2 separate regions of the Homo sapiens genome follow, and region 2 is linked to region 1. Evidence: chromatin loops called from intact Hi-C (ENCODE). Cell type or tissue: heart right ventricle. All regions are shown on one strand.

What was found. A loop is a pair of places that touch in the nucleus more often than their neighbours do. Peaks named below come from ENCODE experiments on the same cell type or tissue, not always from the same donor. Only the 100,000 strongest peaks of a DNase experiment are listed, where the experiment ranks them.
Region 2: a loop joins it to region 1, with 2.6 times the contacts of the local background. A loop is called at or near these places in 3 of 110 quality-filtered maps.

The regions. Positions count from the first base shown.
Region 1 is chr3:98,689,189-98,697,188 of GRCh38, forward strand. No RefSeq gene overlaps it. Among named protein-coding and RNA genes, the nearest start is that of ST3GAL6-AS1, 39 kb to the right of the region's middle. In heart right ventricle, no CTCF peak of the experiment used is centred here; no DNase peak of the experiment used is centred here; H3K27ac peaks cover 3,056 bases.
Region 2 is chr3:98,758,765-98,766,764 of GRCh38, forward strand. It overlaps ST3GAL6 (ST3 beta-galactoside alpha-2,3-sialyltransferase 6), which reads left to right and starts at 4,576. Exons shown (of 10, transcript NM_001323368.2): 1 at 4,576-4,675. In heart right ventricle, no CTCF peak of the experiment used is centred here; a DNase peak (open chromatin) is centred at 4,587; H3K4me3 peaks cover 1,437 bases; H3K27ac peaks cover 7,694 bases.

The DNA.
Region 1 (8,000 bases):
GGAAATATATGATATATATTATATATGGAAATATATATTATAGATGGAAATATATATAATATATATTATATATATGGAAATATATATAATATATATATTGAAATATATATAATATATATATTGAAATATATATAATATATACATGGAAATATATATAATATATGGAAATATATATAATATATATGGAAATATATATAATATATATTGTATATGTGGAAATATATATAATATATATTGTATATATGGAAATATATATATGGGAATATATATAAAATATATTATATATATGGGAATATATATAAAATATATTATATATATGGAAATATATATAATATATATAACGGAGTTTCTTTTTTTTTCCTATAATATGTAGTGGAAAACAAGAAAAATTTAAGAATTAATTTTTAAAAAATTCAGTCTTAAGACTAAATTTTTTCGTCAGGTAGTGTGCACTCAGCTTCAAGTAACAATACACTGCTAAAAGTAGCTTTATAAACAGGAGAAGTGTGGAACCAGGAAGTATGGAGAAAAATATTTCTAATTTTATTAGAGCAGTTCAGCAATTTCATTAGGAGGTGGGACCCTCCTCCCACCCTCCTTGGTACATTGGCTCTGTACCTTCATACTTGCAAGATGGCTCTCCCCTCCAAGATGAGACATATAAATATGACAATATTTGGGCCCCCAAAATCTATCAGATTTTGTAACCTCCATCTATACTTATTGTACCAGAAGCATTTATTCCATAGTAAGTCTTTTGAACTTTTATTTATTTTTATTTTTATTAATTTATGTATTGAGACGGAGTCTTGCTTTGTCGCCAGGCTGGTGTGCAGTGGCACGATCTGGGCTCATTGCAACCTGCGTCTCACAAGATCCAGCGATTCTCCTCCCTCAGCCTCCCGAGTAGCTGGGACTACAGGCGCGTGAGATCATGCCCGGCTAATTTTTTTGTATTTTTAGTAGAGACAGGGTTTCACTGTTTTAGCCGGGATGGTCTCAGTCTCCTGACCTCGTGATCCGCCCACCTCGGCCTCCCAAAGTGCTGGGATTACAGGGTGAGCAACCGCGCCTGGCTATTTATTTTTGAGACAGAGTTTGGCTCTTGTTGCCCATGCTGGAGTGCAGTGGCGTGATCTCGGCTCACTGCAACCTCCACCTTCAAGCGATTCTCCTGCCTCAGCCTTCTGAGTAGCTGAGATTACAGGTGTGTGCCACCATGCCCAGGTATTTTTTTAAATATTTATTTATTTATTTATTTGTGGGCATGAGCCACCACGCCCGGCCTCAACTTTCATTTTAAATGGTGATACATATTCCATACCAAAAAAAAAAAAAAAAAAAAGAAAAAGAAAGAAAGGTCGGGCACAGTGGCTCATGCCAGTAATCCCAGCACTTTGGGAGTCCGAGGCGGGTGGATCACCTGAGGTCAGTAGTCCAAGACCAGCCGGACCAACATGGCGAAACCCCGTCTCTACTAAAAAATACAAAAATTAGCTGTGCATCGTGGCAGGTGCCTGTAATTCCAGCTACTCAGGAGGCTGAGGCATGAGAATCGCTTGAACCCGGGAGGCAGATGTTGCAGTAAGCCAGTATCGTGCCACTGCATTTCAGCCTGGTCTACAGAGTAAGACTCCATTTCAAAAAACCACAACAACAACAACAACAACAACAGGAAAAAAAAAAGAAAAGAAAGAAACAAAGAGAAAAACAAACCACACACCCTATAATTGGACAGGCCCAGTGGCTCATGCCTGTAATCCTAGCATTTTGGTGGTCAAGGCAGGAGGATCACTTGAGTCCGGCAGTTACCAGCTTGAGCAACATAGAGAGACCTGGTCTCTACTAAAAATAAAATTAGGCTAGCATGGTGACTCATGCCTGCAGTCCCAGCTATCTGGGAGGCTGAGGCACAGGAGAATAGTTTGAGCCCAGGAGTTTGAGGTTTCAATGAGCTATGATCACATCATTGCACTCTAGCCTGGGCAACAGGGTGAGACTCTGTCTTAAAAAACCAAAAACTGTAGTTGACTTAACATAATAAACAGCGTTCCTTTCATTTATGGAATACCTGAGTATTAAGAAATATATACTAGAGGTTTTACACAAACACCTCTAATCCTTAAAACAATCTTGCAAGGTAGCTATTATCATTCTGATTTTACAAATGAGAAAACTGAAACTCAGAGAGCTTAAAACTTATCTGATATTTCCGCTAGTTGCAGAACAGGGAATTTGAGCCCATTTCCAAACCAGCAGTCATAATGATATTTATTTAACACTGGGGGCGGGTGGGTTGGGTAGGGAGAAATCAAAGCCCAAAGGAATAGGCAAATTCATAACTAATAAACATAGAATTTGTTGGCCAGGCACGGTGGCTCACGCCTGCAATCCCAGCACTTTGAGAGGTCGAGGCGGGCGGATCACGAGGTCAGGAGATCGAGACCATCCTGGCTAACACGGTGAAACCCGTCTCTACTAAAAATACAAAAAATTAGCTGGGCGTGGTGGCGGACGCCTGTAGTCCCAGCTACTCGGGAGGCTGAGGCAGGAGAATGGAGTGAACCTGGGAGGCGGAACTTGCAGTGAGCCGAGATCGCGCCACTGCACTCCAGCCTGGGCGACAGAGCGAGACTCCGTCTCAAACAAAACAAAACAAAACAAAACAAAAACATAGAATTAGCTAAGCTTGTTATTGAAAAAAAAAAAACACAAAAAAAACCTGAATTCTTATAAGAAGTCAGCAAATGGCTACAAAGCTATGATGGATATTCAGATCTATTTATAACCTACAGTTCATCATTGCACTTTCAGTAGACGGTAAGCAATTATTCAGTTTGCATCAGTAGCTATGTTGAGCTTACTCTGACATCCTGTTTTCCACACCTCTTGATCAGGCTTACTGGCATTTTGTTCTTCATAAGTCTTTGTCAGCACTTCCTACAGTTGTCCAACACTATCTAGCACATACAATTAGTCACATTTGTCAACAGTCCTCAGTAAGGTTAGATTAAGTTCAATTTCTCATGGCACCCATATAAAAAGCTCCTGATTTGACTCTCCTATAGCACAATAAATTTCACTAGCCAATAGAAAATTCTGTGAAATATATGTAAATGCATATATATGTGTGTATATATATTTGATTGTGGTACTTCTTGTGGTAGGTTTGGTCTGTATCCTCAAATAGGTGACAATCAGACATTTTTTTTTTTGTTCTAAAGGCATCAAGAAGGCTATACAGAGGCCGGGTGTGGTGGCTAACACCTTTAATCCCAGCACTTTGGGAGGCCAAGGCGGGTGGATCACTTGAGGTCAAGAATTTGAGACCACCCTGGTCAACATGGCAAAACCCTGTCTCCATAAAAATGCAAAAAGTAGGCGTGGTGGTGCATTCCTATAGACCTCGCTACCCGGGGGGCTGAGGCAGGAGAATCACTTGAACCCAGAAGGCAGAGGTTGCAGTGAGCCGAGATCACGCCACTGCACTCCAGCCTGGGTGACAGAGCAAGACTCTGTCTCAAAACAAACAAACAAAAAAGCTATACAGTGTCTATAGGTGTTAGCAGTTAAATGGAATACATGGATAAAAAAGGAAAAATAAGGAGGGAAGCAGTGAAAGAAGGAAGAAAGAACTGTATACATAGGGCAAGGGAAGGGGACAGACAGTGCTGTCACTATTGTCAATTTTGCTGTGACAGAATAAATTCTAGAACAGACTGGGAAACAGCACAGGGCAAATGTTTCTGTCCTGCCAACAGGACTAGCAGAGACTAAGCCAAACTGCTGTCACTGATTGCACCACTGCAGGTTGTCACGGATTACATCACTATGGTTTCTCTTCTCTGAGGACACATTTTTCTCTGCTCTCCACCCAGGGACTTGGACACTTGATTTCAAATTCTCCTAACAAACAGTTTCAGGCTCTTTAGGCCCAGTCTCACTTATTTGCCTACCCGCTTCCAGGACATGCTCCAAAGGGCTTTACCAATATACCCCTCATGTCGAAGACCAGCCCCATCTCTGGCTTCCTCTTCTCCCCATGTCATTCCTGACTATGGCATGGGTGGTTCTGGGAGAAAGGTGACATAAACAGGTTCCCTCTGGACTCAACACAGCAGAGCCAAATGGGAAGTGATGTTGGGAGCTTTCCTTGTGAGGCCAGTCAGTGAAAAGTGCCGACAGTCTGGCAGATGGGAAATCAGTGTTTCCTGAGAGAACAGGAAACACTCACCAAGCTTCTCAGCCTCCTTTTTTTGCCCTCTGCTATAGCTATCTGAAGCTGTCCTAGGGTCAGTGAACAAGAAAGTTCTCCCCAGTCTGTCTGGCCAGACCAAAGTAATATTTTGGATTAAGCTTCATGACATTTCTTTGTCCCATCCTGAAACAACCCTCTGGGAAGGAGAGGGGAATTCATAAATTTACTTTAGTTTGATTTTTGTGACTAAGAAAGTGGTGTTTTACCTTTTCTTCATTCTAGGTTGCTAATGTGCTCACTCTTGGCACCTTGTTAATAATATATAAGATTTATTTACCCCATCTTCATTTACTTATCATCTTTCTCCTGTCTTAAACCCCACACTTGGAGCATATAAATTTACACAGTTTATTTTAAAAGAACAGACTTTGAAGACCTACAGATCTGGTTTTCATACTGGCTCCCACGTGTCTTAGCAGAGTGACATTGGACAAGCTGGTCAACTTCTTTCAATATCACTCAGTTGCTTCATCACCAAAATGAAGGTTATGATGTCTACCTCAGAAGGTTCTTAAGATTTAAGAGAAAGGATGTCCATCAAGTGAAAGGCAAGGAGTGACTGAGTAGAAATATCCATTCCCTTTCCCCTCTCTTTAACCCATCAGCCAAAAGAATATAGCATTTTTTGTTTGTTTGTTTGTTTGTTTTTTAACAAGTTGTGAACCCAGAAAATCTGAGACAGGTCTCAGTTTATTTAGAAAGTTGATTTTGCCAAGATTGAGGACAAGCCTATAACACATCCTCAGGAAGTCCTAATGACAGGTGCCCAAGATGGTCAGGGCACAGCTTGCTTTTATACATTTAGGGAGACAGGAAACATTAATCAATATATGTAAGAAGTACATTGGTTCCGTCTGGAAAGGCGGGACAACTTGAAGCAAAGGCAGGAAGACTGGAAGCGGGGAGACAGCTTCCAGGTCACAGATAAGTGATACACAAATGGTGTACACAAAAAAGGGTGTACACAAATGGTGTACACAAAAAGTGATACACAAACCTACTCTATGAGATATGTGTGTGTGTACATATATATATATTTATCATATATATATGATAGTTAATTTTATGTGTTAACTTGGCTAGGTCACACTGCTCAGATATGTGATCAAACATTATTCTGGATATTTCTGGGTAGGGGGGTATGGATGAAAATAGCATTTAAATTAGTGGACTTTGAGTGCAGCAGCTTGCTCTCCATAATGTGAGTAGACCTCATCCAGTTACTTCAATAGAACAGAACAATAGTTTCCCTAGAGAAGGGAGAATTTTCCAGGAGAAGGCCTTCAGTAGTGAACTGCACCATTAACTCTCCCCTGATCTCCAGCCTGCTGGCCCAACCTGCAGATTTTGGATTTTCCAACCTCCATATTCATGTGAGCCAATTCCTCTATCTATCTATTTATCTATCTCTCTATCTATCTATCTATCTATCATCTATCTATCATCTATCTATCTACATACATATACATGCACATACACATCATGTTGCTTCTGTTTATATATAATTTGTATATAAACATACATATGAAATTTATAAGAAAAGGAAGTAGATGAGTTTAAAGAGAGGTTTACAGCAATGCATTGTCATGGAAAGGAATTTCTGGCCTAATAGAATATGCCATTCTTTAATTATACTAAATAAGGATTCTCCTGTGCTTGCTCAGAATTCACCAGTGCTTATGAAATACTGGTTTGGGGACACTCATTTAGGTTTTGAGTCCAACTGCTCGTTAGAATCCTGGTTCTGCCATTTTCTGGCACTGTGACCTTGGGTAAATGACTTCATCTCTCTCACCCCATTTTTCTCATCTACAAAATGAGGCCATTTATACCTACCCTATGCCTAGGACAGTTGTGAGGACTGAATGAATCCCCAAACTCTCTCAAAAAAAATACTCTAAAAATCCATGTTAGAGGCCGGGCACTGTGGCTCATGCCTGTAATCCCAGCACTTTGGGAGGCCAAGGTGGGTGGATCACCTGAGGTCAGGAGTTCAAGACCAGCCTGGACAGCATGGTGAAACCCATCTCTACTAAAAATACAAAAATTAGCCAGGTGTGGTGGCGCAGGCCTGTAATTCTGTAATCCCGGTTACTCAGGAGGACGAGGCAGGAGAATCACTTGAACCCTGAGGCAGAGGTTGCAGTGAGCCAAGATCTCGCCACTGCACTCCAGCCTGGGTGACAGAATGAAAAAAAAAAAATCCACATAGAATTAATCTCTCCTTCCAATCCTCTTATAAATCTATAACACTTTGCTCCTAACTTGTGCCTATCATGATGATTATAAAAGTATTTTACATAAAAATTTCCCCCTGCTTACTCAGTCAATAAGATTCCATCAGAAATGTATGAAATAAGAATTTCCCAGCTCCCTTCTACTCCCACTTACCAAAGAAGCAGAAATTCTATCAAATATCAGGAATAATTTTTTTTAATGCAAATTCCTCTTTGAAACCCTTTGACCCTCAGGAGATTTAAATTCTATGAGGTGAAAAAGAGAACATACCAGACCTTTAAAACAGTAGATGAGAAATATTTGCATTTCTGAAAGAATTTTCATATGATTCATGAGTCATCTTCCTCTTTGGCCACCTAATACAAATTCAGGATGTTATTTATTGTCTCTATAAAAACCATTTTTTCCATATATCTCTGGATAATTCTTTTGCCACAACCTAAGGGGTTATGATACTTTTCCTTTCAAGAATCAAAGTACTAAGTGTGGCAAAAAGACAACAAGTATCCTCTGGACAGAAACCAAATAAGCTCACTCAAAATTAAAGAAGAGAGTTAAAGAACTTTCATGTTTTTCATGCCAGATACTATTGAAAACATCTCATAATTAGCTGATTCAGTCCTCACAACTGTCCTAGGCATAGGGTAGGTATAAACGGCCTCATTTTGTAGATGAGAAAAATGGGGTGAGAGAAATGAAGTCATTTACCCAAGGTCACAGTGCCAGAAAATGGCAGAACCAGGATTCTAACGAGCAGTTGGACTCAAAACCTAAATGAGTGTCCCCAAACCAGAATTTCGTAAGCACTGGTGAATTCTGAGCAAGCACAGGAGAATCTTTATTTAGTATAATTAAAGAATGGCAAATTCTATTAGGCCAGAAATTCCTTTCTATGACAATGCATTGCTGTAAACCTCTCTTTAAACTCATCTACTTCCTTTTCTTATAAATTTCATATGTATGTTTATATACAAATTATATATAAACAGAAGCAACATGATGTGTATGTGCATGTATATATATGTAGATAGATAGATAGATAGATAGATGATAGATAGATAGATAGATAGATAGATAGATAGATAGATAGATAGAGGAATTGGCTCACATGAATATGGAGGTTGGCAAATCCAAAATCTGCAGGTTGGGCCAGCAGACTGGAGACCAGGGGAGAGTTAATGGTGCAGTTCACTACTGAAGGCCATCTTCTGGAAAATTCTCCCTTCTCTGGGGAAACTATTGTTTTGTTCTATTGAAGTAATTGGATGATGTCTACTCACATTATGGAGAGCAAGCTGCTGCACTCAAAGTCCACTAATTTAAATGCTATTTTCATCCATACTCCCCTATCCAGAAATATCCAGAATAATGTTTGATCACATATCTGAGCAGCATGACCCAGCCAAGTTAACACATAAAATTAACTATCATATATATGATAAATATATATATATGTACACACACACGTATCTCATATATAACCCCTCTCTATATAAACTTTTCA
Region 2 (8,000 bases), 70 kb after region 1:
GGCTTGGTGCATGGGAAGCTGATACTTCACTAATTTTAAAAGAAGAATTGAAACAAGATTAGGAGAGTCTTTACCATGTGCCAGTTACTTACCTAAGTATTTTATATTTACTACTTGTAATAGCTCTATTAGGAAGTATTATTATTTCTTATTTTACAGCCAAGGAAGCTGAAGTGTAAAAAGATTAGGCAAATTCCCAGGGTGATACAACTCATCAGAAGAAGAGCTGAGACTCAAACTCAGGGGGTCTGATTGTCAAGCAAACAATCTTAACACCTAATTATGCTACTACCTACAAAGAATAAATTGCCAATGAATTATTAAGACCAAATCATGGAAGTCTTAAATACCAGGCAAAGTGACAAGATGAGAGCTGCACTTCGAGGATTTTATGCCAAGTACAGCGTGTGGGCTGGTTTAAAGGGAAGAAAGATTAGAGATCATTGCTAGTAGCTAAGGTGAGAAGTAATGAGAACATGGGTTTAGGAAACAGGATTAAGATAACAGCTTGAAAACACCTGTATTTAGGTGGACAGAGGAAGAAGAGGAAATCTAGAAACACAGGCAGAGAAGTAGAGGAGGGAGGCCGTGTAGTGCTACCCAAGGGGAGATTCTGGAACTGAAAACCGTAGAGATCAGAGAGGATTGGAACAAAAACAAAGACGAGTGGGTTTGGAGATAGTAATTTATTTATTCATTTATTGACTTTTTTACTCATGAAATAAGTAAATATTATTGTGCACCCATAATGTGACAGGAATTGTGCTGGAGGGGAACCCGTGTAAAATGTTCTTCTTTATTACCAACTTTGCTACTTATTAGCAAGATAGCCTTTGACAAGTTTTTTTTTTTTAAACTTTTCAAAATCCTGGCTGCCTCTTCTGTAGTATGATACGTAAGTCCTCACTGTGTCTAAATGCCCCCAACTCTTGCGGTCTTCCCAGCTCTAAGATCTGTAATTCTTGGGTTCAAGTTGTAAATTGCAATAATTGGAAATGTTGTAAATATGTGGCCAATGATTCAGTTGGCACTTAGGTGAATCAGAAGGAGATGCAAGATAAGGTGTGTGTCCTATAGCTGTAATGTGAATGGAGGAATCCTACATATTTTCCCTCAAAAATACTGGTAGTATCATACTGACACTAATAGTAGATGGAAGGATGAGACTGAAAATAATACAGGAAAGACAGTGTCCAGGGAATTAAAAACAAAAAACAAAAAACAAAAAACCCCACAAACATTCCCTAGAGTGGTGAGGGAAATTTTTCTCAAAGCCACTTATTTTCAAAGGGAATCTGACTAGTTTCTTCAGAGAAACTTCTGTTGATTGAAAACTTTCAAAGGTCAAGCCCTAAAGACTCTTAAAAGATGTAGCATAAAACTTAGAATGAGCTGCCAGTTCCCCTCAAAAACTGTTTTCTGTGAAGCCCTGATCTTCTCGGCTGGATACAATTCCTTTTTTCTCTGACCTTCTCCAGCAGTGCTTCTCAAACACACAGATCACATGGGGTTTGCCAAAATCCACTTGACTCAGTGGATCAAAGGTTGGAGCTGAGACTCTGCAGCTCTACCAACTTCCCAGGTGATGCCAGTACTGCTGGTCCATGGACCACACTTTGAATAACAGAGGTGTAAAATAGTTTGCTTTAATTCTCGTAGCAGATAATGGAAATAATTTTGAAACAGTGTAACAGCTCCTTCACCAGACTGTGAGCTCTATTCTCCATATCCTAAAGTCGAGTACGTACACATTATGAAATTCTTGATATTAATAGATAAGAGATTCTTACCTCGGTCAGTGATTTGTATTATTCAATAGCAGTAATAATTTGAACTGGTATAGGTAGGGCTTTTTTTTAAACTGAGATAAGCACCAGCATGCAATATAACTGAGATAGGCACCACAATGCAATATAAAGTTTTCATATAAAGTTAAACGTGTTTACCATATGGCCCATGAAAACGTATATCCACCCAAGAAGTTGCACTTGAATGTTTAATGCAGTTTTATTTACAATAACCAAAAATTGCAAAGAAACCAAATGTGTATTGCCTGATAAATAACTTGTGAACTGATAAATTAATTGTGGTATGACCATACAATGGGATGCTATTTAGCAACAAAAAGGAATGAACTCCTGGTACAAGCAACAACTTGAGCATTTTTTTAAAAAGTATTATGTTAATTGACAGAAGTCAGAAATAAGATATATATTATATGATTCAATTTATATGAAATTTTAGAAAAGCAAAACTATAGTGATAGCAGATCAGGCTGCTAGGGGCCAGGAAGTGGGAAGAAGGAAGTGACTACAAAGAGGAACAAAGGAACTTTTGAGGTTGATGACAATGTTTAGAATCATGACTTCAGTGGTTGTTACCTGATACACTTAAAAGTGGCGAATTTTAGTGTATAAAAATTTTATCCCCAGCTACTCAGGAGGCTGAGGCAGGAGGATTACTTGAGCCCAGAAGTTAGAGACCAGGCTGGACAGTATAGTGAGACCCTGTCTCAAAAAAAGGAAAAAAATGAATAAAGGCAATTTTAAAAATTACACACAGGCTGGGCATGGTGGCTGATGCCTGTAATCCCAGCACTTTGGGAGGCCGAGGTGGGTGGATCACTTGAGGTTAGGAGTTCGAGACCAGCCTGGCCAACATGGCAAAACCCCATCTCTATTAAAAATACAAAGAATTAGCCAGGCATGGTGGCACGTGCCTATAGTCCCAGCTACTTGGGAGGCTGAAGCAGGAGAAATTGCTTGAACCCGGGTGGTGGAGGTTGCAGTGAGCCAAGATTGCATCACTACACTTCAGCCTGGGCAACAGAGCAAGACTCCATCTCAAAAAAAAAAAAAAAAAGTAGCCACAGTCATCAACCTGTTAACAACATCTAATGCTTCTTGGAAGCTGATATCTTATTAGCAGGATGTTAATAAGAGAATACAGGGACAATTTTTACTTTAAGAGAATAAATGGGCATGGAAAGAAAATGTGAATAAACAGTAGGAACAAAAGAAGTTCCCTAAAAGCTTACTTGTGTACTTGCAATGGACCTGAGTCTGAAGAGAGAGCTCTTGAAAACAGGAACTCCAGTTCTTCTATTTTTAGCATCCCATATAGTTGCTATTAGCTGAATGATTTTAGTGTGTCCTGTTGTGCTATTAAAGAAGAAAATTCTGCTGAGAAGTCATTTCTCTCCTTTTTATATTCTTTGCAGTGAGCACACCCCACTTTCAGGAGAGGATCTGGTCATCTGCTTTGGCAGAAGGCTTATCTTTAATTAAGTGAAAAGATCTGTCTACATGTGCTAAGGACAGTGAAAGCACTGGTGAAAGCACTGGCTTTGTTGAAAAGCTGAAAGAGAAGGGTGTTTGTGCATATGCATGTCGGAACCAGCTTCATATCATTGTATTAGCAGAAGAGTTGGGGGAGGAGAGGGAAAGAAAGTTAATTATACGTGTTCCCTTTCTGCAATGCAGAAAGAAAATAGTTATATTCTTAGAAATCAGTCAAAATGTATACAGCTGATCTAATTTGTTGACACTACACAACTCAATATTTTTGGAGGGGGGCATAAATCAGATTTTCTGTTAATTTACTCAGCAATGTCAGAGTTTTTTTCTTAACTTGTATTAAATAGCATTAGTTTATAACTTCAGATTAAATTTAGCCTTTTCGTTGTAATATTGTATGTTTAAAAAATCTATATGTGCTGTTTTTTATTTCTTTAATTATGGTCTATTGAGAATTTCGTCATCCTTCTAGCAGAAAATCCCATCAACCAGACTACTGATTCCTTAGGATTTCTCTCTTTAATTATGAGATTAATAGCTTTTCATATTATAATGTTTCTAAAGAAGTGTGTTTGATAAATGCATAATTTAATGTGTATCATCCCCTTGTTTTATTTTTAAAAGATATTATTAAATGATTATTTAACAGTTCATACTCTTAAAAATATGGTTATTATAGTTTTCTATAAGCCACAATTTCAAAGTGTGGGCTTTGAAATCAGATCTCAGTTTGAATTCTGGCCAGTGCTCTGGGTATTAAACATATCTAGCATGGGGATGAAAATATCCGTGATTTCATCCTTATGTGAAAAAGGGCTTAGTACTGTGCTGGCCATTTAGTAAGTGGTTAATAAACTGTGCTATCATTTACATGATCATCGCTGCCAGAGGTTGTAGATCCTTGGGATATGAATGAAGCTGATCTCACGCATTTGGACTACCTAATTAGTAATAAGGACCAAACCTAAAAGAGAGGTAGTAAATGAATTGAGGAGGACTGAGGCCTTTCCATTCATCACTGTGGAGTCCTGTACATTAAGGCTCAGGTCATATGGAGATGGCTGGGTCTGTGAGGCTTAGGCTTAGGGGACCTATGAGGCTGGACCAAAAAAAATCTAGACATTAATGCATGGCTAGAGTTGGAGGTTCTGTTGTAGATTTGCTCATGTAGGCATGTGACTGCAGATTATAATCACAAATTGAGTAATAAGTACAAAGAGGAAGGAAGGCAGGATGTGAAATCTGTTGGCCATGTTCCACACAGTCTGGAGTGTATGTCAGTGTGAGCTGAAGACCAGCAGAGACTAGGATGGATGACGGCCTGTCCAGGGGCTGAATGGACACAGGTGTCAGCAGGGCCACCTGGTAAAGGTATGGAGGTGAGCCATGAACAAGGTTACCTGCTTAAGGGGAAGGTTGTGGCTTAAATCTAGATGCTGCTGAGATATTAGACATTAGGTGCCCACAGGCTGTGTGGAGGTAGAAGGGGGATGTGCTTCTCTTATTTGCACAAAGATGTGAGTTACTGAGGAGTATTATTGAACAGCAGCATGTTGGGTTTGAGAAGAGACCTAGTAGTAGAAAGAGTAGTATGTCTGCCACTGAGGAAGCAGGGAACAGAAGGGTGCCTCACCCCAGGGCAGATGGGGACATGGTTTAGGATCCTAGTGACTAAAAAAAAAAAAAAAAAAATGGAAGTTTGGCTGCAGAGCTGCTAGGGTGACTAGGAAAGAGAAGAATGCAGACGTTGGAAAAGTGTGGTATAGTTTAAGCACCCAGCAGCAGGAACCCAGGTCCAGTGGATGAGATGACCAGGATCACTACTGGATCCACAGGAACCTGACCCAACTGTTAAGCTGCTAGTCGAGGGCTCCTCAGACTCTCTTTCTGTGGGTCAGAATCAGTCCCAGTGCCTGGGGTGGCTGGGCTTGCAGATGGGCATTAGGAAGCACCTGCTTCCAGACTGAAACAGAACTGGGGATGGAGGAGACAGGGAGGTGAGGTTTGTGTGTGCTCAGCATCCGGAATAGAGAACGCCAAGGGTCTTTCTTCCTTGGTGTTGCATATTGACTGAGATACCCACCGGGTTTTTCTATTAGGTTGGTTTTAAATGACAAAAACCACAATTACTTTTGCACTAACCTAATGCTTGATAAGTAGAACAATGTTTCTAGAATTATTGCTGAACATGCTTTTTTCTAGCTGGTTGGAAAAGCAAGCTCCCTTTGGTTTGAGAAAGCATTAGGGGAGTCTAAAAAAAAACCTGACATTTTTTTCAAGTGTTTCTCCGTAGAGTTTGTTTTTATAAACAATGCTAGCATGGTTGGGAGGAGCAGAACTGGGAACAGGGTTGGGAGTAACAGGCTTTTATTTCAGCTGAGTTTGAATCAAAAGTATTATAAGCTTTACCTCCATTTCATCAATTACTAGAATTGATATTGCTTAAGGAGCTTGCAGGATTGCTTAAGTTGGAGAAATGTTCAGTAATGTTTAGTCTGGTAGCAAAAGGAGGGGCCTGTGCTCACTTGTGAAAGCTCACATCTAGGGGGAGGTAGTATAACGCATGGCCTGTGGCCTGATAGAGACAGATTTGAGTCCTCGTTCTGCTACTTGTCAGCTCAACAAAGTCGTTGCTTCTCCCAGAGTTTTGGTTTCCTCCTCTACAAAATAGGAATTGTAAGTCTACCACTTCTTTTGCAAGGTGGTTGTCAGGATGTCATGAGGTAATACACCAAAAGCAATTATCACATGCCTTGGCACAGGCTAAGCACTCATACATCTTAATGCTTCTAATCAGTTGTTATTCATTGAGCATTTACCACGTGCTAGGCATTTAGGGTAAAAAAAAATAATACAAAGCATCTAGTTATGGGATCTGTATCTGTTACAGTCTCTGTATTTCAGAAATTCTTCCATGGTTCTATTGTATTTCTTAGAGCAGTGATTCTCAAAATTTTAGTGTGCATAAGAATCAAATTGGTGGATGCTGTTTAAATGCACATTCCTGAGCCCCAGAGATTCAGATTAAGTAGAGGCTCAGGAGTGTGCATGTTAACAAGTCCCCGCCTGGTGCAGACTCTTGAGCCTGCCCTAGAGTCACCTCCTTTCACCAATATCTGAATTTACCCTTCTAGACTTCAAGATACCAATGGAACACCATTAGGAATTTTCAGATTAGAATTATCTCTTTTAGATTTGCCTTGTGCTTTTTATCTTGAGAGACAGGATAACACCAGGAATGGAACTCTGAGAAAGAAATGATTGAACCATAAATCTATTTCTGTCTTCCTTAAACTGTGTGACCTCAGACAACTCAACCTTATAAACCTTCAGTTTTCCTCATTCATCAAGAAGACAACACCTGCACACCCATCTAACAAGCTTATTTTGAGCCTTAAATGGAGGGATGGACATATAAAAGATTTTTTATGAACTTTGATGCTCCACACAAAATATGCTTTTACTATTAAAGCAAAGTGAAACATTTGTCAAGATTGAGTTTAATTTGGCATATATAGGTTACTTATACATTGGGTTACATATCTTAGTTGGAGAATATGTGAACATTTGTCCTCTGCCAGTGAGTCCTTCTTTCCCTTGCCATCCTCTACCCACATTTTTGTAAAGGATGTTTTAGGGACCCTGATTTTAGGAGCATCTGCAGCCACAAAGCTGGCATTGGTCCTGTTTAATGTCAAGATCTTGAAAACTCTTTTTTTTGGTAATCAAAGCTATATTAAAGGGCCTTATGTCTTTTTAAAAGCAGATAACCTCTTAAATTCTGTTTTTTTCTTTGAATGTTTTTGCTCAAAGCAAAATGCCCTTCCACTTATACAATATAATTAGATAATTGGTTTATTTGTGGAAGCTTTTTCCTGTGAGCAAGCAGAGGAACCATGTTTATCACAAGGATATCCTGGCTGGCCCGTGTCCTTTGCAACTTGAATACTGAAGCTGTGAATTGTACATGAAATACGATAGTGCCTTAACTTCCTAAATGTTTTTCAGGTGGCGTGTGCAGTAGCTGTTCAAGAGTGGGTTCGTTTTATTGTTTGAAAACAGAGCATTCTCTCACACTTCTTTGTTTTTAATTAGACCACATATTAGTGAATGAAAAACAACAAAACAATAACACAAGTCTCGCTTACCCATACCTCCGTGTTCTGTAGAATAATACATAAATTGCCCAAAGAGTATGTTTTGGAGAATACATAGGAATTTTGACTTGTAAATACTGACTTCTTTCCCTAGACCTTCATATACTGTCTTAGATGTAAATACATTAAAAAATTTTGCTGATACTGGTAAGTTTTATCCTTGTTGGATCTTTGCATAAATGTCATTCTTTTTTTTTTTTTTTTTTTTTTTTTTTTTTTTGGGAAAGGGAGTCTCACTCTGTCGCCCAGGCTGGAGTGCAGTGGCGTGATCTCGGCTCACTGCAACCTCTGCCTCTTGGGTTCAAGCAATTCTCTGCCTTAGCCTCCTGAATGGGTGGGATTGCAGGTGCCTGCCATCACGCCCGGCTAATTTTTTTGCATTTTTAGTAGAGACGGTGTTTCACCATCTTGGCCAGGTTGGTATTGAACTCCTGACCTCGTGATCCACCTGCCTCAGCCTCCCAAAGTGCTGGGATTACAGGCATGAGCCACTGCGCCCAGCCAAATGAAGTTATTCTTAGTGGAGCCTTAAATGTTTGATTTGAGC